Linked DNA regions of Mus musculus: region 2 is linked to region 1. A link is a loop called in an ENCODE intact Hi-C map of the cell type or tissue named here. Cell type or tissue: heart. All regions are shown on one strand. Each heading gives the region's core, and the rest is flanking DNA. Links, peaks and the distances in the headings are about the cores only.

What was found. A loop is a pair of places that touch in the nucleus more often than their neighbours do. Peaks named below come from ENCODE experiments on the same cell type or tissue, not always from the same donor. Only the 100,000 strongest peaks of a DNase experiment are listed, where the experiment ranks them.
Region 2: a loop joins it to region 1, with 8 times the contacts of the local background. A loop is called at or near these places in 5 of 42 quality-filtered maps.

What each region holds. Positions count from the first base shown.
Region 1 is chr1:57,767,490-57,779,246 of GRCm38, reverse strand. Spats2l (spermatogenesis associated, serine-rich 2-like) reads right to left here and starts at 4,386. Exons shown (of 14, transcript NM_144882.4): 1 at 4,223-4,386. In heart, for the core only: CTCF peaks have their summits at 3,989 and 5,144; a DNase peak (open chromatin) is centred at 4,246; H3K4me3 peaks cover 2,515 bases; H3K27ac peaks cover 2,158 bases.
Region 2 is chr1:57,845,547-57,857,303 of GRCm38, reverse strand. It overlaps Spats2l (spermatogenesis associated, serine-rich 2-like), which reads right to left. Exons shown (of 14, transcript NM_144882.4): 4 at 1,780-1,840. Among named protein-coding and RNA genes, the nearest start is that of Spats2l, 77 kb to the right of the region's middle. In heart, for the core only: no CTCF peak of the experiment used is centred there; a DNase peak (open chromatin) is centred at 4,243.

The DNA of each region.
Region 1 (11,757 bases), core at 2,857-6,856:
AAGGGCAGAGGGCAGAAAGGCAGAGGGTAGAAGGGCATAGGGCAGAAGGGCAGAGGGCATAAGGCAGAGGGCAGAAGAGCAGAGGGAAGAAGGAGACAAGCAAAGGAACAGAGGCTCATGTTTTAAAGATGTAGGAAATAATAAAATTGGGGCAAGAGTACAAAATACATGAAAAACAGACTGGGAGGTTGGGCTTTATGCCAACCAAGGGCAGAAAGACAAGGTATTTGAACTGTAGGTGTCCCTTGTAAACTTAGAGTGCATTAGAAAAATATCCCCTAACTTGCTAGACATCAGTGCTTAGTCTAGTTTACTTTAAACATACCCAGGACACTTATATTGGCTTATTGCAGGACAAAACCATCTGACACAGGGACTAGTTTATAAATAAGTGTTTAATTTACACAATGTGTTGTGTACTTACATCTAAAGCCACTGGCAACACAGAAGAGGTGCCTGGACTTTCAACATTGCAAGAGAATCTTGCCACCTACAATGTTCATGCTGGAGAATTATGCAGCAATGCTAACAAAGAAATATTTCAAGTTAGTTACAGTTTTGTGTTGGCCCCCATTCAAAGCTATCCTGTACCACATGGGGCCTACTGGCCACAGCATAGACTGTTATTTCCTCTCCTGATGTCAGGGCTCACTAGAAACTGTAGCCCAAGGCTACTAGGCATTCCAAGAGAGTATTGTATCCCTTATCATTACCTCGAGGAGAGAATGGAAACTCAGAGTTTCCCGCCTAATATACATCACGCTTTCATCACACAAAGCTGAAAAGTCTTAAGCGAGGCCGTCTTCATTTGGGGAGCTTCTTGCATCGAGAATAGCAATAGCTTTGACTCAATTAAGCCCAAGCTCGCTGCAGACAGAGTCCCCGTAGAATATCTTGGAGAAGCATTCTCAAGAGATGCATGTTTGCAGGAGGTCATTGTGGTGAGAAAGCATGGGTTGGGGAACTCAATGGTAAAGAGAGGAAGATGAGGAGGGATGTAAAATTTGCCAGCAGACAGCAAAGGCTGGCCTGAGGGCACAGGCTCTAAGGAGTGAGGGACGAAAAGGAAAGGTAGGGCGGTCTACTGGCAGGAGCTGTCACAGGAAAAGGTTAAGATCTGATACAGTTTCTTATTGGAGAACCAGAAGGGACTCCTGGACCATGTGATCCAGAGAAACCATAACGTATTAAGAAACAGAAGGATCTTTCATCATCGAAGGCACAAGATTAGTATAAGCTGTGAGGAGATGCTGTTATCATGCCCATAGTCTTTGGTCTGAGACTAGACAACCAACATGAAAAGTCTGTTATGCAAGAGCTAAACAGGAATGGGGAGTTATCAGTACCACAGCTAAAGATCTGTTATGATAGAATGGTAGATAATGTTTAAGAATTTTTTATAAGAAAATAAGAGTAGGAGCTATCAAATAGGCATAATGGAAATGCTACATACTGTGGATGTAAACCTTCACAGATCATTTCTCTCTACTAAGGTGTTTAGGGGGTCCTAGCCATTATAATACACCGAATGGATAAATCCTGGTAGGAATTCAACATATGGCCTATTTATATAACAAGCTTCACGGCCCTAAATTAGCCATTTTGATGTGTTAAGGAAATAACACCTTCATAAGAGTTGTCTTCAAAAGAGGAAAGGGAATAAAAGGTTTGCTTTTCTCCTATAATGTTTACTGTTTCCTTTAACTCTTTGTATAATGCAAATTCCATTTTAATTGTGCAATTCCACTTGATGGTGGAGTAGTGGTAGAAGGACCTGATTAGGTGAATTACATTCAACCATTCAGCGATCAATGCACACAACCATTTATAAGTCTGTCCACATGGCATATGCCCTTACATCCTGTGTCTTACTTATAGAAGTTACTGTTTCACATACACATATAGATTAGATTATCATAGTCAAGTAACAATGAAAGTACCAGAGATGGTCACCAGGGAAGCAACAGTGACTAAGCAGTGTCTATTAGATACATACAAAATGTACTCTCTTGTCATATGGTGAGAGTGGTGGCAGCAGCCTAAAATTTGCCATAAGCAACTTCTACTTTTTCCATTTTATCAAAACCGGATCTGACACTTGGTATCCTGACTTATCTCCTAAGATGTTGACTGTAGTTCTGTAAAGATCCTCCAGGGGAGACCACCTTTGCCCTTCCAAAAAAAAAAAAAAAAAAAAAAAAAAAAAAAAACACCCAGCCATGAAGGAACACCCACTGTTAGCAATGGTACTAGCCTCTGATTGTAGACTAAAAATGAGGCATTTCTAAGGCTTAGCTGCCGTTTCCAAGTAGAGGTGACCTACGTGGCAGCGCTTCACTGGCTGCCATGCTGTGCCCTAAGTGTTTGTTCCTTTGATCACCTCTTCCCACAATGGCCACTTGAAATTAGTTCGAGCAGAGAAACTAGCAATTGACCACTTTGGTGGGGGGCTCCTCACAACAAAACAGACACAAAAGAAGCCCTGGCCATTTTGCCTGACTAAATTAGCACACTACCTAAATTGATTCCTAGGCACTCATTTAATATTTCAGAAATTAAAGAACAAAAATTGCCAATTAATACACCCCTTTCCCAGATGTTCAGTGTTTTCCCCTTCATCTCTTAAATATTCTCTGCATTCAAGTTAATTGTATTTTTATGCAAATTCCCCCTTGGAGCTAGTCGTGTGTGTGTGTGTGTGTGTGTGTGTGTGTGTGTGTGTGTGTGTGTGTGTGTGTTTAAAGCCATACGGAATCTGACATGATTTCTGTTCTGTTGCTCTACAGAAAAAGGTTTTTAACCCAGCTTGAGTTTATTTCAAAACTCTAATTAGAGACTAAAGTAGTATTTGCCTTGTCCAAATAGAAAATCATTCCCAAAGTTGATTTTTTTTGTTCCTGGTTAAAAAACCAACAAACATCAGATATACAGATTTTTTAAAGCATTACAGTTCCTTGATAAGACTGTCTCCCATCTTCCCAGAACAGTGCTTTCTGGTTAAGTAACACAATTTCATAAGGCTCATAAAATATTTTATCCAGAAGGCAACTTTTTAAAGAGTTCTTTCAAAATATTTTTTTCTACTACTTGAATAGTCTTTTTCTATTTCTGACTTCCTGTCCTTTCTTTTCTCTGCCATACTGCACATTTGCTTACTCTCTGGAAACAGAGTCTGAGTAGCAATGAATGCTCCTCTAAAACAAAATTGAATGACGGTATAAAGACCGCACGACCTTACTCTATCTCTGCACAAATTCTAAAATTTCCGTGTCCCTCTCCCCTTTAAAATCTTCGGGGCTGCAAAGGGGTCAGATACTTTAGTATTTTAAATAAGCAAGTGAAATATTACATGTGTTTTATGGAAGGAAAGGACGGCGCTGTGGTTGAAGTTCAAGGGTTTTTCGCTAGTCTCACACTATAGAGATTGTGCTGCACTCAAAGCAAAATGCTGTCTACAAAGAATCTTTAATGAGTGTGTCAGGTCTCCACAACCTTGGCACCTGCTAAAAACCAGGACTGCTGTGAGCCGAAAACCCATCAAGTTCACAAATGCCGACCCTACTGCGCACTGGAAGGCTCCACTCGCAAGGAGGAAGGAAAGGATGGGAGGTTTCCGTCGCATTCCCGTCCAGGTGAAGGCTGGATCCTTCACCCCGGTGTCCGCAGTAAACACGGAACTCCCAGCAGAGCGCCAGAAGCTCTGCTATCTCCCCAGATGCGCAAAACTCAAGTTGTCTCCGCGACTCAGAAACGACCCTCGCTCCGGGCTGCAGTCCGCGGCGCCCGCGGGCTCCGGGGGGCTTTTCTGCCCAGACCCTGCAATGACATCGCTCGGTCCGGCGGCCTGGGCGCCCCCTCCCGCCTGCCCTGCGCGCCCTCGACGCGCGCACGCGAACGCTGGGACCCGATCCCGCCGGTGCCGAGGGGTGCGGGGCGCTCGGGACCTGCGGCCCCGCTCCGGGCAGGCAGATCGGCGGCGCGGAGCTGGAGCGCAGGGGGGCGCCCGCGTGGAGCAGGGCAGGCCGAGTCCGCGATCGGTTCCGCCGCTGTCCCCACCACCCGCCGGGGGAAGGCAAGGACCGCGACCTCCGCGTCCGGTCGGCCAAGCTCGGGCCACACCCAGTGCCCCGGGAGGCGGCCTTCGGGCGCTCGGCTGGTCGATCGCCCCCACCCTGGCCACGCAGGCCCTGGTGAGCCGCCCGACCCGGGGACCCGGGCTTACCTCGTTGCGAGCGCGGCTGCTCTGTCCCGGGCCGGGGCGCGGCGCTGGCGGCCCCTGCAGCGCGGAGAGCGAGCTGAGGGAAAGCGGCGGTAGGGCCGCTGGGCCGCTGGGCAGGCTGGATTCCTTCACTGCCTCAACTCCGCGCCGCCAGCCCCACGCAGGGACACTCCCGCCCGCGCAGCCGCCCCCTCCCGGCGGCCGCCCGCCCCTCCGTGTCACTCACCAGGAGCACACACCCCGCCGGCGCCCCTCGCTCGGGCTTGCACACACGCCGCCGATCACGCCTCCCTGGGTTTTGTATCCGCTCACACGCACGTTCTGACACGGATCCTGTCCCTCCACACGCCCTCCCTAGCTCCTTTCCCACCCTACTTTCTAGAAGAATCCCCCATACAGCTTCAGCACTTCATTGGCTTGCCCCGCACCAACCTTCTCCCCTTCCCCTCCAAACCTCCACCTACCCTAAACTGCCCACTACTGTCCAAACACTGGGTACTACCCGCGTGAGGAGCAAGAGAATCGCTCTTCCCTACCCAGGAAAACGAACTTTGCTGCCCCAGCACCGTCTGCAAAGGCGAGATGCTTCTCCGGACAGAAGGTAGTAATGCTTTCTGGGAGTGAGCCAAGCTCAAATGTAAACAAAGATAGCTTATTCGGAAAAGCCGCGGAAAATCAGGCCCTGGGATGAGCTCTGGGGGCTCAGCCCGACCTTTGAAATCAGACTGAGCTGAAGTGTTTTGGCTCCTCGTCTTCACTCCGGGTCTCACGCGGGCATCTAATCGTGCGTGATCACCCACTGAGCTGCCCTGAGCTACCCAGTGGCAGCGGCTGGTGATGTTTCTGCCTGGGAGTGCAGTAGTTGGGAGAGGAAAGGCAAGCATTATTCATGATGGACGCACTTTAGATCGCACACCTCTTCCAGAGGCAGCAGAGGGAAATGCAGGCTGCTCTCAGGTTTATTTTTGAAGGGTAACTTCCTAGCCGCCCTTTCTCTGAGCAGTAACTGTTCCTTGGGTGAGTGGGGTGGGGGGCTTCCTGGCTCTCAGCCCTCTACAAATATCAAATCAGTCGGTTTCGCCTCTCAAGCTCAGAACAGCGGAATTGTATTCCATTTAAGGGAGTCGTTATTTGAAACGAATTACACTTTCAGGTAACATTCGGATCTACAATACATCATAGCCCAGTTGACAAAGGTCACTCTGATTAAAAGAAGAGATGAAAGGAAATAACTCATTTTCTTACCTGACTGGGAGTTTTCTCCCACCCCATAGGCTGGATTGGTGAATGAGTGTGCTTTATTTAGTATCTGATCCAACCCTTCAGATAAACTCAGTGGGTAGGTATGTTTTTTTTTCGCTTATTTGCAAATAAAGAAAGGAGACAAAAAGTTAAATAGCTTGTCTAAGTTTTCAACTAGTAACTAGAGGAAGAATTTGAACCCAGTCTGGCCCAACCTTTGTGCAGACGGAAAAGCCAGCTTCTGTACAAGTCAAGGACAAATGCCACCCTATTGCTTATTGAATTTGAAAGAATTAATTAGTAACTTGGAATGATTCAACTTGGAGTGTGGTGCACATTTCAGGGCTTCTTGCAAAGTAAGTCGTTTAAGTTTTGAGCGAAGGTTCCCCCATGACTAGAATTCCAAAAACAAGTAATAAATTATCGTTTCCCTCAGGATGGGCTTTGGAAATAACATTGAACTCTGGCTTCATTCCTTTCTTCTACCACTTCATAACCTTCCTGGGACTCCAAATCCAACTTGCTTACTGAAGTCTGACAGAAAAAATGCTTTCAAGACCAGAGGGATGAAAGGGTTTTCAGAAGCCAGGCCTGGCCTTTTCATATTTGAGGGTGGCTTTCCAGTAAGTCATACCTATAATAATAACTGCTTTGTGGGCCAAGAGCAGAGAAGTCAAAACGTGGGACTGATGTAAAAACAGAGTAACAGTTACCGAAGGACAAACCTGACTCCAGCTCATCTCCAGGGCGTGGTGGCCCTGCCCAGAAAGGGCAACGGTCTGAAAACCCAAAGGAAACAATGCTATCTTTCAGGAGTTAGACCCGGCGTAGCAAGAGAAATCAGACTGCTGAACGTCTTATTGAGAGTTTCAAATCAAACTCAGACCTTTGATTGCTCAAAGTAATTTGGTTTGAAAAAAAGTAAAACCTTAAGGTTTAAAGCACTTGCTGAAATATCAGTAAAAGCGTCTTGCACATCAAATAACTAACAAGACAGCGTTTTGATGAGTCAAGAGTAAACAATCTTTAAAATCATATAAAATAGATCTGTACTAATATTACCCGGAAAGGTAAAAACCCAAAGAAATGGAATGTGAAAAAACAGCAACAACAAAACAAAACAAAAACAAAAACCAATTTGTGTTTTTAAGTAGATGTTGGAGAATTGTTTGAAAAAAGTACATTGTATGAAATGATAACCAAGAGTTTATGCCAGTATGATTCTCTTCAGAATTATTTTGCAAGATTATACTCATTTTACTGTTTGATTAACTAGATTTAAAAACTAGAGATCCCTTTTGTAGCAAACAAATGGCACAGCAGCAAATGTCTAAATATATAAGGGCAAAGTGTGTTGGTTTGTATTTCCTCATGTTTAAAATCTCAAAGTGATATTTTAAACCTGCAGCTACCGCTTTCTGCCATGTTGTCTCCTCCACTCTCAACCCCGTGTGCTTCCTGTAAGCATGGGGGTCAGTAAAGCTGACTGAACAGTATTGATTTCCGTCAAATGCCACATTCCTAGCTTTTCAATCCCCATTGTGCTAGATTTCCGAATCTGTAGGTGTGGGTCATTCAGAGCAAGGAACACCTTCAGGAAAGCTGGCTTAAGGCTTTCATCAGTTGCACACTGTCCCTTTGAATGTCAATATCTGCGTGAGTGGTATAGACAGGGAGTGAAGTAGTTGCTAGGTTCCAGGGCACCAGGCAGCATTTGGCTAGATGGGACTGCCTACCACAAAGAGATCACAGACTTTGACTGGGTATAGTCACTGCGTGGGATCCAGGTTATCTCCCTCAGGGAGGTGATGGACAAACTGCACCTGTTTGCAGATATTCCAGCTCTTTAACTGATGGGATTTCACCCCTTCGTTTGACTGGATTATGGCCCTGCAACTTGCTTCAGGCAATGGTGTGGATGAGAGTGATTGGAGGTAGAACTGTGGAGAGAGTTCACAGATCTCCATGTTATCTCTTTCCAGTACTGAGAACAGTGAGGTACATAGAGATGGCAGCTCCATCAGACAGGAGCCAGTGACAACACTGAGCAGTACCACATCTGTGGTCGTTAGTGGACACATACCACAAGTAAGGAATAGAACTTGTTCGGAGTCACTGGGTCTGGGCCCTTTGCTTCTTCATTACAATCTGAGCCACTTTGGTTACAAATAGGAAAGTGATATCTTGGCAATAGTGAAGACATTCTAAAGGGAAACACAGTGCTCTTCCCACCAGGGATCAGACTATGAAAACAATCGTCCCCAAGGAATTAGAATTTCCCTTGGAGTCTAGTCTCATGCTGAGGAAGGAAAAGTCCGAAACAGGAGGGGCACTTGTCTTATAGGAAAAGTCTCCATGAAATTCTGACAACTCATCTCTCCACATTGCTGGAGATAATGGAATGGAGACAAGGATGGGTCAGTGGTGGGCAGAGCCACACCTGACCAGGACTACTTAGTTACAAATACCTCCAACCCTTTTACTCACAACCGAAACCTTTTTGGGATTTGGGGAGGGTGACACTGGACTTCATTTGTTTCTCTTCCCAATGTGGCACATTAAATCCTTCCTCTGATGAATACGCCCCGCCCTCTCCATCCACTCATAGCCTAGAGTGGCCTAGAGCTTCTATGTTGTCAAGAATGATCTTGAACCCATGATTTTGTCTCTACTTCCTAAGTGCTGGGATTACAGCCTCTGACACCAGGCCAGGCCAGGCCACTGTTACTTGTCTGTTTACTGACATATTGAGTGATGGACTGCTGAGCCTGCCTTTTTAGGGTTGTCAGGATTCAAGCTCTGTCTCTGTCTTAGTTAGGGTTTCTGTTTCTATGACAAAACATCAAAACAAGTTGGGAAGGAAAGAGTTTATTCAGCTTGCGTGCTCACATCATTGTTCATCATTGAAGAAAAGTCATGACAGGAACTAAAGCAGGGCAGGAACCTGAAGGTGGGAGCTGATGCAGAGGCCATGGAGGGATGCTACTTTCTGGCTTGCTCCCCATGGCTTGCTCATCCTGCTCTGTTATAGAACTCAGGACCACCAGCCCTGGGATGGCGCCACTCACAATGGGCTGGGCCCTCTCTCATCAATCACTGATTAAGAACATGCCCTATAGACTTACCTATCTTATGGAGGCATTTTCTCCACTGAGGTCTCCTTGTCTCAGATGACTTTAGTTTGCATCAAGTTGACATAAATCTACCTAGCACAGACCCTGATAACTCTGGAATCAGTAAAAATAAGTTCATAATTGTAGACAGTACTTTGGACAAGTGGCCAATCACTCTCGTGCTGGGCACACACTAACTCCTATTTCTCAGCTTTCCAGGTCATGGTGTGAGGCTGCACTAATCATTCACTATACCTCTGGTTCGAAGTCAGGAAGAGTCTCCCACATCAGTGCTTCTTAACCTTCCTAAGGCTGCAGTCTTTAATACCGCTTCTCATGTTGTGGTGGCCCCAACCATAAAATTGTTCATTATTTTATAACTGTAATTTTGCTACTGTTATGAAAATGTAAATATCTGAGTTTTCCTATGCTATTAGGCGACCCCTGTGAAAGTACTAGTAAACCCTCAAAAAGGTTGTGACCCACAGGTTGAGAACCTCTGCCCTACATGGTTCCACCCCCCCAATATGGAAACTAAGGACCCTGAAACTACACGCAGGAACCAATGAGCCTTCTCTGTGAAAGGGTAAACAGCAAACATCGTTCTTCCCAAGGTCAGTACCATAAGTACTCAACTCTTCTGCTTGGCGCCCTCTAAACATAGTTATGGACAGTGTAAATAAATGGATCTGCTTGTAGTCTAGAAACACGTATTTCAAGAAAAGCAAACAAGCAAACAGAGGATGGGTGTGCTTGGTAGTAGATATCTGCTGACCCCTTATATGAAGTCTGGAAGGACTGGTCTTTTAGCGATGGGAAGATGTCTACATTCTGTATACCCATAGTAAACAGATATATGAATAAAAAGTCCTCCTCATGATTTACACATAAGTAACTTACTCTATATTTCAGAAGAAATTCCAGAGAGATTAATAATGTAAACATTTCAAAGCACTAAAAGTCCTAGTCCTAAAATAGTAAAGACTGCCTCACATTGTTAGTTATCTTTAAAATATTAGTTAGAAATATGATTTAAAAATATGAGAATCTGTAACAGAAAAAATAAACATTATAAAATTATTATTAAATTAGCATAGAAGTAAAGACCTAATGCAGATTGTAGAAACTTACATGGAAAGGAGAAGCAGTGATGTATTTCAAATGGCTAGACGATGTGCAGAGGCAGCCCTCAAAAAGAGGAATATGCTCTAATGCTAGTGCAAACATATTCAAACTCACCAATGGTCAGAATGCAAACCAGCACACACATGGGTTTTACTTATTATGGCAAAAATAGGTCTTTCTCCTAAGTGTAAATGTATATAAAAAGTAAGAACTCCTGTGTATCTAGCTGGCTGGAATATGACCTGCTATACATGCTCAGAAAGCAATTTTCAGTGCTCACAAACACTAAAGCTGCACACAACCTGCGATTGATTGCCCTTTTCCAATGCAAACCATCTATCCTATGGAAATTCTGTGTATGGAAACACATTTACACAGCTGTCCATTGTAGTGCTATTGTAAGACAGAAAAGGTGGTGCACACCTCAGCATCTATGTACAGAAGAATGGGTAAATAAGTTGGGTGTGTCTACAGTGTGGAATACTAAGCACTTTAAAATAAGGGAGAGAGGCCAGAGAGATGGCTAAGTGGTTAAGAGTGCTTGCTGATCGCAAAAGAGAAGCGTCCAGTTCGTGTATGCCTACAACTCCAGTCCTAGGGGATCTGATAGCTCTGGCCTCCATGAGCACTCATATGTATGTATGCATACATACATACATAGATAGATAGACACATGTAAATAAAAATCTGTTTCTAAAAGGAGAGATGTGCGTGTTGACAAGGAAGAATGTGGTATGTTTTTAAGCAATAAGTCAAGTTACACCATTCGGTCCAATGTGAGATCTAGGAAGAAGGAGAGTAGAAACTGAAGGGCACTTCCACCGTGACACCCTCAGAGTGAGGCTGAAATGTAGGGGACTTCCACTCTAATCTTTGTGCACTCCTGGTTTCCCCCTTATACATTATTTGTGTATGATCATATTATTTTAGATGTGGAAGGAAAGGACCAAGTGACACTGAGAGAGGAACCCATTGTAGATATTGGCCAAGTGGGGGTTGAGGGAGAAACAGGCACTGATGATAGCTCACTCGGGTGGCTTCAAGGCTCACTCGGGTGGCTCCAGAGCCCTAAGTCATGCTCTTGATATTCAGCTACAGTTGGTCGGGCTGTCACCTGGAACCAGGGCTCTGCTTACAAGTGTTCGAGAAGAGAAGGAGACTTGGGTGAAAAGAAAAGGCTTGAGTGTGTGAGCCTGGAAACAAATAATAGCAAAAAACAAGAGAAAACAGCAGTGTGATTTGATTAAACCTGTCAAACTGTCTTCACTGCTTCTCATTTTCTTAGGTTAGCCTACCCCTCCCCCACCCCCTTTCTCAGAAGCTGCTCTTTAAGGAACATACAGACATTATAAAGTTGGGCTTGATTTTAAAAAGACACATCAGTATGCATTCTAAGAAGGCAATTCTAGGTTCAGTCTACCTTTGTTGTGTTCTTAGGAAGACAGATAGCAAGGGTTGTTTAAGTTACACATGGAAAGGCTGCCATCCACTCAAGATAGACACATTTATTCTCTGATGAGTGGTTAGCTTCCATCCACCAAGAGCAGTCCTGTCACAAACCTCATGAATAGAGAGGTAGGAAGAACATCTATGTCTGCTCACCACTTAAGCAATGGTATCATGGCTTTTACTTAGCACAAAGTGTTATCTATTTAAGTCAACTGTACTCTAAATTTCTCATTATTGTATAGTATTTATCTTATTAATAGTCCTGATTAGTGTTGCTCTTGGATGCCAGGAAGTGCAGGTGGCCTTGTAGGAACAAGTGCCCTTGTAGACTCAGAGTCTACATTTAAAGAGGAGAACTCTTCTGCTTCCTCACCATTTCCATACAAAAATGGATCAGAGGCAGTTGTGCACATGTATCTGGTTGGTTGTTTTCTGAATACTTGTACCCAAATTTCCTCTATTATGGTACTTGCATTCTGTAATGTAAATGTGTTTATAACATTGTGTGTATAATGTAGTTATAGTGCCTTCACTTTCTGTGAACTTAGGACCATGTGTAGGAAGGCTAAACAATATACATGTCTATCTCTTTGTGCTGGAGGCTGTATG
Region 2 (11,757 bases), core at 2,520-6,519, 78 kb before region 1:
ATTAGCTGGCCTCTGCCTGTGGAAGAGAGCCCTACACAGCTCTAACATGGTTGAAACCTGTTGGCACGCAAACACCTCGAGCAGTCTAGTGAGGCCTGAGGTCCTTCTCAAGACAATGTGCTAACATTCATGACAGACAATATGTATCATTACAAAGGAAATAGCTCCTATTGAGATAAAGGCCAGTACCAATAACAAGAAACAAAAGAAAACAAAGCATGCATGCTACAGTATCCCCTGCAACATCTCTATCAACACCTCAGATAGCACAATCTATCATCAGGGTGTAGAATGGCAGTTGTTTTGAAATGATGACGGACAAGTTACACACCAGGATGCTGGGAACACATTATGGCTTCCAGTGATGTGAGTCACAGTCTTGCTTCTGTGGGGTTTTCACACTGCATGCTTGAAGGAATTGTTAATTTCTCCTCCATGTGACTGATGATAAAATGGACCTTTATATTAGAAGACAAAACCGTTTCCAGCCAGGTACGTGGAATCCTCCATTCCACCTGATTCCCTGAAGGTTAATGGCTGAGGTGAAGGGGCACCCTCTGGCCTTTGTTTCCATTCCCTCTGCCCATCACCCTCAGGCCCACGATGGCTACCGGTTTTCCAAACTCATTCCCTCTGTGCATTTGAAGCACATACTTTTGCCTTTTTTAAATGCAGGATTCTCGGATCTTTACCTGGTTGTTTCTATCCCATCAACTTTCTTTCAGTTCTCACATGACCTCTCAAAGAGCTCTTGGGACATCCTCATGTAAAATAGTCACCTCTCTACCTCCGTCCCACCAAAACACACCTGATGTGTCGTTGTCAAAGCTGCTGTCGTGGTCTGAAATGGCTGTGCTCATTTATATGTTACTGTATTTATGTTGGCTTCTCCACCCTAAATGAACGGGTGTTTCATCTGGGTGCTTAATGTCATTAGTACTGGCATCCAGTTAGGAAGAAAACTGCAAGGACTTCACAAATATCACTCCTCTCAGCATTCATTCTATGTTTTTAGTAAGGTAGGGATACAAAGAAAGCAATGAGGAGAAAATACCCACATTCAAGTACATGGCAGGCAGTGAGTCTGGGATACCTCTAGAGAAGGAGTCAGGGCTGACAGAGGTTCCTGGCCAGGCTCTCATGATCATGTATGAATCCCTTAGTCTCTGTTGCCATGGAGTAGGTTAGGTAGATTTATCTCCATGGGCTATATGATTTAAGGCCGTTAAGACTCAATACTACAATGTATTTATTAATACACAGATGGCAAGGGAATGATATTGACAGAAAGTCAAGTAAGCTTTCCAGACTGGTAAGGGATGTGAATGTTGATCAGTTCATAACAAATGATAAAGATGGAAGAGGGAAGAGGAAGGGTAGGAGTAGGGTTAGGGGTAGGGGGTGTTCTGTATCATGAACTCTCAAGGTTGAAAGACCTAAAAGGCCACCTGAAACCGCCACAAGATGGTTGGAGAGGCAGTTGCACACTCAAGTTCTTAGATGCTGCCTACGTGCTATGTGAAGCCACATGGCTCACCTGTGCTGTTGTTCAGTTTCTGCCTCTGCATCATGGAAATTATGGTAAAAATGAGAAAATATATGTATTGTTCTTATCACACATTCCACAGATGAATATTTTGATATTATATCAATGCAACAGACTTTCTATGCATCTCTGCAAACCATTTTTCCCTTTTTCCATTATAACCACGTTTTTACCAGCAGGTATATATTAACTAGTCTGCAGTTTCTGAGAGTTAACATACAGTAAGACCTTACCTTCTCTTTGATGTTCACATGAGTGTTGAGTTCAGCCATCTTCCTTCTAGGGGTATAAGCCCTATAAAGAAGGGATAAAAGAAATGGTTAATGCTTCAAAGATGATCTCCAAAGTGTCCTGTTGTGGTTTGAGTGAGAATAGCCCCCCACAGGCTCATATATTTGAATGATTAGTCTCCAGTTGGTGACACTGTTTAAGAAGGTATGGCCTTGTTGAAGAAGTTATATCACTAGGATTGGGATTTAAGCTTTCAAAAACCAATATCATTCTTAGTTTTCTCTCCCTCTGTCTCTCTCTCCCTCTGTCTCTCTCTGTCCCTCTTCCTCTGTCTTTCTCTCCCTCTCTCTCCTTTTCTCCCTCTGTCTCTCTTTGTCTCTCTCCCTCTGTGTTTCTCTCCCTGTGTCTCCCTCTCTCCCTCTGTCTCTCTCTCCCCCTCCCTCTCTCCCTCTGTCTCTCTCTCCCCCTCCCTCTCTCCCTCTGTCTCTCTCTCCCCCTCCCTCTCTCCCTCTGTCTCTCTCTCTCCCCCTCCCTCTCTCCCTCTGTCTCTCTCTCCCCCCCTCCCTCTCTCCCTCTGTCTCCCTCCCTCTGTCTCTTTCTCCCCCTCCCCCTCCCTCTCTCCCTCTGTCTCCCTCTCTCCCTCTGTCTCTTTCTGTCTCTCTCCCTCTGTCTTTCTCTCCCTCTCTCTCCCTCTCTCCCCCTCTGTCTCTCTGTCTCTCTCTACCTCTTTCCCTCTGTCTCTCTTCCTCTCTTTCTCTCCCTCTCTCTCCCTCTCTCCCTCTGTCTCTCTGTCTCTCGCTCCTCCAGCTTGAGATCATATATAAGCTCCCAGATTCTGCTTTGGCGACATGCCTGCCTGCCTGCCTGCTGCCATGCTTCTCACCATGATGATCATCGACTCACCCATAATAAACTCTTTCTTCTATTAGTTGTCTTGGTCATGGTGTCTTAGCACAGCAACAAAGAGTACCCAAGACATTCTCCCTACTGACATGGTAAACCATTCCATTCAGCCCTGATTGTAAGTATGATCTTGGAATGGAGAAATACTTTCCAGTTCAACATTTCACTCAGGTGTGTTCTAAAAGCATGCTATAGTAACTCTGGAAGGCAATGCATATCTTTTTATCCATACCGTATTAACACAGAAAATGACACAGAGAGGTTGGAATGAACCCTAACTATGTTTCTTCTTATTATAAAAAAGAGAAGAATGGGAAGTAGTCAAAAACTGAAATTATGTCAATTTCAAATAAGCATGCTTATGGCATTCCTCATTGTACCATCAGCTGCCTTAGTTACTCTCACGTATGTGTTAGGTCTTAGTTACTCTCACGTATGTGTTAGGTCTTAGTTACTCTCACGTATGTGTTAGGCCTTTTGAGCACAGGTGGGCAGTACTACAGAATGAGCCATTAAAAATGGCTGCAACTGTCTACATAAGATACAGTATTCTTTCTTTTCCTTCTATGCAGAATGCTTTTATCTTAGTGTGGGCATTTCTTTTCTGTCAACTTCATCTTAGCTCAAGTTTCTTTTTTTTCTGACAGCTTTTCTGACAGCTACAGTTGGCACCATCCTGGCCTGCTCTCCATTGGCACACTTAGCAATACACTGCAAACAACTTCTGGGATACATGTGTGCTCTCACCACATCTTCTGAACACTGTGAGTGCCCCATCTCCAGTCTCAGTGGACCCTGGACACTGCTCGCCATCTTTCTCCTCCTAACGCCAGGTCTGCACCTTTTCTGTCTGTGGAGGAGCTCCACTCTGAGCTCTGTGTCCCTAACAGCAATCAGAGGTAGTTTGTTTCTCCTATTTGGCCAAAATCTTTGACAATTATTGTTGAAAACATATCTTAAGTCTTTAATAGTTTTGATCTTTTTGAGATATAGTAGAAATGAGTTAAATTCAATGACAGATTTGTCCAGAAGTCAGCATCGAGTCATTCTCTGAACATATACGGCCTGTTTACATGACTTTTTTGTCAATCAAAAACCAAGGAAACACTTTCTTGTGTTCTTTCTGACTTTTGGCATCAAGCATCCCTACGTCCAGAGAAGACACATGTATAACACTGTTTGCAAAAATGTTTTTGATTTCTTCCACTTTCTTTTAAACCTAGGTCTTAAGTAAAATATAAATTTTGATTTAATACCTTTTGCCAGTTTTTGGATGAAAGCTTGACAATATCCATTGTAGACTCTAGTATCACTTCAATTATTCTCAAATAGGAATCTGTTTAGACATATTATCAAATTCTGGAAACAATCAGGTTTTATTTTTAGAACTTTCCAAAGAGCGCTGCCAACTGACATGTGCATTTGGGCATGCTAGCCAGAGGCCCTGCATACTCCCTCCCGGGAAGGCGGTTCTCGAAACTTGCTTTGCACAGACAGCCACCCCACTGAAAAATACCTCTTACCTCTTTCGTTTGGCAAATGCTATGCCCCCAAAGTTGGCATGAGGGAGACAGCAAATGTACTAGCTGGCAAATCAGACTTCCACTTTTTTCTGGCTTACTCCTGCCCTTGAATGGTTCCAGGAAACAATTATTCTCTGGTTGTCTCTAACAATGAACAGGGAAGCTGGGCAGGGATTTTCTGATTATAGCCATGGAAAGTGAAACCTTCATCGGCACTATGCCTGCAAGACATCTACAGAGAGGGCACTCAGCAGACACCAGTTTGGTTGTCTTATCTAGATGGAAGTTCTGGCATTACGTAAACATCTCCGGTTACCTAGCTTTTTTGGGTGTGTGACTGTGTACATATGGGCGGGTCACTAAGACATACACATACAGAGCTACGCAGGAAGTGAATGGTGACACCTGCTTTGGTGTCATTTGATAGGAAAAGCCTGTGAGCCAGAGCTACGCCAGCTGGCTTTTCTCGACACATCTACTTTTACCATTATAGACCTGTGAAACCTGGTGGAAGAAGTTTGGTTTTGTTTTGGCATTTGGGCTTTAAAGTTTAGATTTGATATGTAGCATTTTCTGAAGCTGAAGAGTTATAATCCGTAGGGGAGCCAGGGAGAGATCCCAGTGAACAGATGTTCCTAAGTTCTAAGAAAGTGGCACCAGTGCTGATGGTAAGATATGTTCACAAGATAAGGCTCGTGCATGACACCAACACACACACGCACACACACACACACACTCCTGCTTGGCAATTTCTCTGCTCACTGACCTCACAGTACAATCCAACAGAGGCTCTTCTTAAGTACTAATGCCAGTAGGATTCTGTTTTTCCATGAAAGGCAATACTGGCTACAAATGTGGATTGGGGCTATGTAGGCTTCTCAGATGTGAAGACAGGAATAATGGTAGGAGCTGGTCCTCACCCCGGCCCTGTGTGAAGGGCTTCCCCTGCAGGGTCTTCTTTCTGTGTAGATTCTAGTGTCCCTTCCAAACCACATCTTTCTGTTGGCTGGTATACACTAGAAGGTTGGGAAATTGCCCAGATCTCCAATTATAGAAACTAATTGAAGGGCTTCAAGCTAAACAGATCAAAATTTTACTTTGCCTTTAAAAATTATGAGTTAAGTCGCTAGCTACGAAGTTGGGTTCTACTGATCAGGATAGCCGCTGGGGGCACCATGGGCTGGTGAGGGAGAACTTCGGCTTCACGCTCACACACACACACACACACACACACACACACACACACAGACACACAGACACACACACACAGACACACATACACACACACACACAGAGACACACATACACACACACACAGACACACACACACATATACACACACACACAGACACATACACACACACAGACACACACACACAGACACACAGACACACACAGACACACACATACACACACACACATACACACACACACAGACACATACACACACACAGACACACACACACAGACACACAGACACACACAGACACACACATACACACACACACATACACACACACACACACACACAGACACACAGACACACACACATACACACACACACACACACACAAGTGTTTGCGCCTTTCAGTTGGTGCTGTCCTGCCTGGTGCTCAGAAGCACACTTGGCCTCTGCAATGCTTCGTGCACCATGGGAGCAGACTCATTCCTGTCTCCTGTGAGGATGAACTGTGTTGTGGCCTCAGCCTTTGAGACTCTGTTTCCTGCTATGAACTGCATCTGACCAGTCAGTCTCTTTAATCTCAGCCTTGTTTACTCTCGATAGTAAAGGAACATGCCCTCCAAGAGACCCATTTTTACCAGCCTGCCTATGACAAAGGCCAGCATCCAACCATGGGAACCGACAGCCCCACAAGCTGCAGACAGAAGCCTTCAGTGTTGAATTGGTCCTTTGGTGAGTCTTTAGAGACAAAAGGTCTTCCCAATTCCTCTAATCCTTGCTTGGTTATGACACCTGGTAGTGTATTATGGATCAATGTGATGCATGATTCATTCCTTAACATTTGTTGATCACAAGAGCTTCAAGTCTACAAGGCAGAGAGAACTCTGAATTCTTCAAAGAAAAAACTCTCACTTGGTTTCTAATTTTTATTAGCACTTGAAGCTATTCTTGGAACAAACAGTGTTACTGGGGCCTAACTGTAGGCTTGTACCGCATATGGCACTGGTCAATGGTGAGCTACATACAGGTTGGCATATGACACACATGTGATCTGTGGAAGAGGCTGCACAATATAGACATGTGTACATGTACTCCATGATGCTTGTACAACAATGAAGTTGCCTAATGATTTTTCCTCAGCATTGGTGTTCTGAGACATAACAACTGTACTCTAGTCTACGAAACCGTGTTCCCGGCCAGTCTATCAGCCAGCACAAAGACGCCCCAAAATCTAAATGCTGTTATTCACGTAGCGTTTCAAAAGCTTAGTTAATGTTTTAAGATTTTTTTTCTTAAAATTATAACTTGGATAGCTATAATACCATTTTAAATATGTTTTATCATATATTTTAGTATATACCCTAGACAAAAATAAAGACCACGAAAGTTGTAAAATACTTATTAGGCAAAGACATCAGTCACAAAGGAAAGAATTCACCACTTTAATATATCATCTCCACACTCCTCCAGAGTAAAATTAATAAAACATAAATATGGTTAACACGGACCACTTCAGGCATGAAGTTCTATCAAACTGAAGTACCCGCTGAGTGATGCCCTTACTTAGCATGCCTTAATGCCATTCTGAAACCTGCGAGCTTCCAAACAAAAGGAAACATTTTTATGAGAAATAAAGCCGAGTAGTAGGAATCCTGACAAATATATTTACCTTAGCATTTCTAATTGGCATAATTCAATGAAGTTTCCTGGGTATGTCAGTGTGATCAACTGCCTACTCCCAAGTTCACATATTTGTGTTTCTCCTGCAGTCATGGAAACAGGAAAACTTCCAAGAGTGTCCTGAGATGCCTGGCTGATTAGCATTTGCCCTGGCTCTCTGTGGAGGCCCTGATGGGACTTGGTTTCACTTTTGTTTCTCTGGAACCCAGGATGGCTCTCCGGTTTAGTTTCTTGTTCTCAGGTTGTTCACACTGTCTGAAGTGGCCTCGGAGAACCAGAGGTAGCCAGGAGAGAAACTTAAGAAAATGATCTTAATGACTGCTACTGAGGCACAATTTGTAAAAAAACAAAAACAAAAACAAAAAAACATAACAATCAGACTGTTTATCTGGGGATATTGCTAGAGTAATAAGTTATCATTGTGAGTGGACAGTAAGTGTCCTAACTTCATGATGGGACAGGTTAGAGACCCTTCAGGTGTCTTGCCTAATGACCAGAAACTCCTCAACTGAGGTATTTGGAAAAGAGAGGTTTGGGTGGTCCAGAGGAGCTGAGGTTGTGATTGAAAAACAACTGCTCTCCAGCTCGATGTCCCATATAGCTGCTCTGGAATGTGCTAGAAATATAAAATAGTTCCAGGAATTTACAGACTTAACACAAAAAGAATATAAACTGTCTCATTCATATTTTTATATTGCCTGTATGTTAAAATAATAAAATAGATAAGTTAAGCAAAGCATAGTACCCAATTTTTAAATCCATTCCTTTTATTTATATATTTCCTTTAGCATGTCTACTACAAAATTCAAAATCGTGTCTGTGGGCATGCATATGTTCTACTGCAAAGTACTGTACCAGAGCAGTGGTTCTTGGGGATGGGGGTTCCCCAAGGAATGTCCTCACCACTGAGGACTTGTTAGAAATGCAAATAGTCTGCCACATGACAGACTGGGTGACTCAGGAGCTGGGCTGAGGGAGAAGGAAGGTGGCAATCAGGGTTTCAGCCAGGCTCATGGTCAGAGACCCCACAGAAGCCTGGATGGATAAACAGGGTTATTTCCTACGAACTGAAGCGTGGTGCTTTTGCTAAGGTTATCAATATCATTTAGCACACTTACAGAGAGCTCGTAATGTGTCAGGACTCTGCTACATCTAGACCCAACTCATTTGGTTTTTGGGTTATTTTTTTTAAATTTTTATTTATCCCTCTTAACTTCGAGGTAGAAACTAGAACTCGTTTCATTCTATACTTGTGAGCACTGAGCACAAAGAGACTAAGTCAAAAACCTGCAAAAAGTTAAGAGGACCGAGACTCAAACCGAGCCCTGCTGCCTCAGCTCACAGTAACTGTCAGAGTTCGGGGACTCTGAACTATCGTACCAACAGTCTTGAAGGTCCCACTTTTTGCCAAAAGAATGTCCACCGGTCTTCCTGAATAGGAACATCTTAAGAGACATCTGCAGTTTTTCTTAGTTCAGGGCATGCTATTACCTTTGAAAGACTGACTCATTTCATCTTCCACCTGACATCCATCATCCCAGAGCGACATGCAGTAGGAGTAGATAGGAAAGGAGCCAGGCTTGGGCAGGGGAGCTGAGGAAGCCGCACTTGTCTGTAAAGGATGCCTTTCATCCTGACAGGGCCTCATGTAGGCCTGGCATGTGAGCCTCAGGTCTCTGAGTGCGGAGAAAAGGTGGATGTATTCAATGACCTTTACAGTCCTTTGTAGCTCCTGGGCACTGCAAGTCAGAAAAGGCACCCGGAGTTGATGGGGACTCTTAGAGTGGCGGGAAGCTGACCATTCACCTGCAGAAAGGGCACGGGCTTGATGTAGCAGGCTACTTCTCTATGTAGATCACCTTCCAACTAGTTCAGAGACTCACTGTCCAGTCTTCCATGCACAGTGGGGTGCTTGCATGCCAACCGAGGAGGAAAATACTTATTCTTTTGTGAAGTGGAGAGTTGATCTGCATTTACTACCAGGAAGGGTTCCTCTTGCCTGAACTTCCCTCTGGTGCTCTGGGCCAGTGTCACCTCTCTGCACTTATTAATTATTGAGGTCTCAGATTTACAATCTCATGGGTTCTTTTTTTTTTAAGTTCTCATGCTTTTAAGGTTGCGTATAGAGCCCTGTTCCTTAGAGGAAATTCTCTTTGTTAAGAACGAGGATATACAAACAACGAGACAGCATGGTGACACAAATATGAATTTTGTAGGGCAGTACTTCCTTGGACATTTTTGTTTAATTTGGAGGAAAAAAACCCTCAAGGTTGCATTTTTATTCAAAGACACTTCAATGTACTCAACCCACTGTTAGCACAGCTTCACTGAATAGCATTTTAAGGGCAAATGTCAGGAAAAAATGTTCACATTTAAAAGCTTTGGCTCAGCCTCTTTTGAAAAGCAGGGTTAGCCTTTCCTTTAGAAATGTCTCTGCCTACTAAATTCTTTGTGGGGGGAAGAAAGAAAATTGAATGTTTTATTTAAACAGGTCATTAACAGTCAATACTTATTTGAAAAGGCCTGCTTTCAGAGGCAGATAAAAGCCTCCAGTCACTTAGAATATCACTTGAGCGGATCGAGGGCAGGATGTGCCCATGCGAATTTCAGACCTTTCTGGGAGAAATGTCTTCACCAACAGACAGGTGCTCATGTGGGCAGGAGGGTCCTGTGCCTCTGAGTTCCCCGTGGACGAGGTGTGGACAGGTGCTCATATAGATGCAGGGTCCTGTGCCTCTGAGCACCCATCGACATGGCGTAGACAAGATATGTCAGGGCCAATACAGAGCACCCTGCATGACAGGCCCACTTTGATTTTCCCCTTTTGCTAATAGTCCCAGCACATGCTTATGAGTGGAGATTAACCATTTTTGCATAATGTGCCAAAGCATCCATCTCCCCACCCCCACCCCATCCCCGGCTGAGCACAAGGGGAAGCTACAAAGCAGAGGGCAGTGGAGATCAATGGGGTGATCCCAGCTGGTGCAGGCTCTGAGCTGAGGCTGCACATACTCTTTGAGTTCTATTAACATTCATCTGTGGCATGGGTTTTCCATTTAATTTAAAATATTTTGATTTCACAGGTCTTTGATGGCTAGAGAATATAAATAAATGCCTCTCTCCAGAAGCAACCTGACACTGGCGCCTATAAAGCCCCACTTTTGATGGCTAGGCTTTAAAACAAACGCGTTTCCATAGAGATGCGGGGTGACCTGGACCTTGTACAAGCAGCCACTTGTTTCAGGATTTCAATTACACGGGGGTTCTTTTAAGATGCTGTGATGTAAACGCCAGTTATTAAAATAGGCTCGTCCTCAAAGATGCCTCTAGAAAGGCCAGTGTGAGAAGCAGAGAAGGGGGTTCAGAAGACACCTCCCCACTCCATCTCAAAGCAAGCCACAGGAACTGTGTCCACGTAGACCACACAGGTTTTCTTTTCCTTCCTTCCCATTGCCCACAGGACAAATACCAAATCCCAGAGGGCTTAAGACAAGAGCTTTACACAACTCTTTACCCTCCAGAGCCCAAAATCTTAGCACAAACTCTCCTCGAATGCTAAAAAAGAAACACAGAATGCTTTCCTTCCGTCCACCATTAACCACCTAGAGGGGCAGGCCTCGGAAAGGGCAAGGGTTTACCTTCTTTGTCTTTGACCATTCATTTAATACCAACAATGTATCAGGTCTGTGGAGGATGCTGGGAAGGCTCAAAGCTAACACCGAGTGAATGCTTATCATCTTCCCTGAGAATTTTCTATGCATTTCCAGGTATTAATTAATTTTATCCTCACAACAGGCTTTATGCTAGACGAAGTTGTGTTCTTGTCAACTTCCTATTAGAGAAACTGAGATGGAAGAACAGAGAGGCAAGGCACACAAGTAAGCAGCGCTGTTCAGTTGGGATTTGAACTTGGATCTCTGGTCCCAAAACTCCTGTTCTCCAAAGAGTTGACAGATTCAGTGATAAAAAGACTTGTGGTCACACAAGCTCAGAAAAGAATGGGATGTGGGAGTGGGAGAGGACACTGGAGTTGAAACTGTCGAAATCAGAGCTCTACAAGGAACAACTGTGGATTCCATCTGTACTAATGGTGAGGCCCACCCAGGCCGCTCACAGGTTTGCTGTTGCAGGTAGCAGGTAGCTTTTTTCTAGTATCCACCCCAAAATATGGCATGGCTGTCCCAAAAGGAAACAGAAGACCCTTAACTAAACGTAGTGAACGCCTACAGGTACACAGCCAATTCAGGAAGGCCGGCTCAGTTGCTGCTGAACAAATTCTCAGTACAGAAACCATTGGTTACTCAGAGTGTGTTTCAGTTTCAAAATCTCCTGTCCAACCAAGGCACAGTAGTACTTCTTCACATTTTAAAAAAATAAATATCAAACGACCTTCTCAAAGCAGCAGAGAAATCCTTGTTCTTGAAATGTCTCAGGCAGCAGCTGGATTAGAGCTTGCCTCTTAGAACCAACCTGTCTCTCTTGGTCCAGCCTGTTTCCCCCCCATCCCCCCACCAGCTCTTCCTAAGCAGTCCCAATCAACCAGCCTTGACTTACTCTCAAGGTTCAGCTTCGGGCTGTCAGGCATAGATTAGTCCAGCTACTTGCTTCTTCATCAGCAGTCAAGCAGCCAATTCTGTTCCCCCACGGGCCACTTTTATCAACTTTTGTTTACTGTGACCAGTAAGTCACTG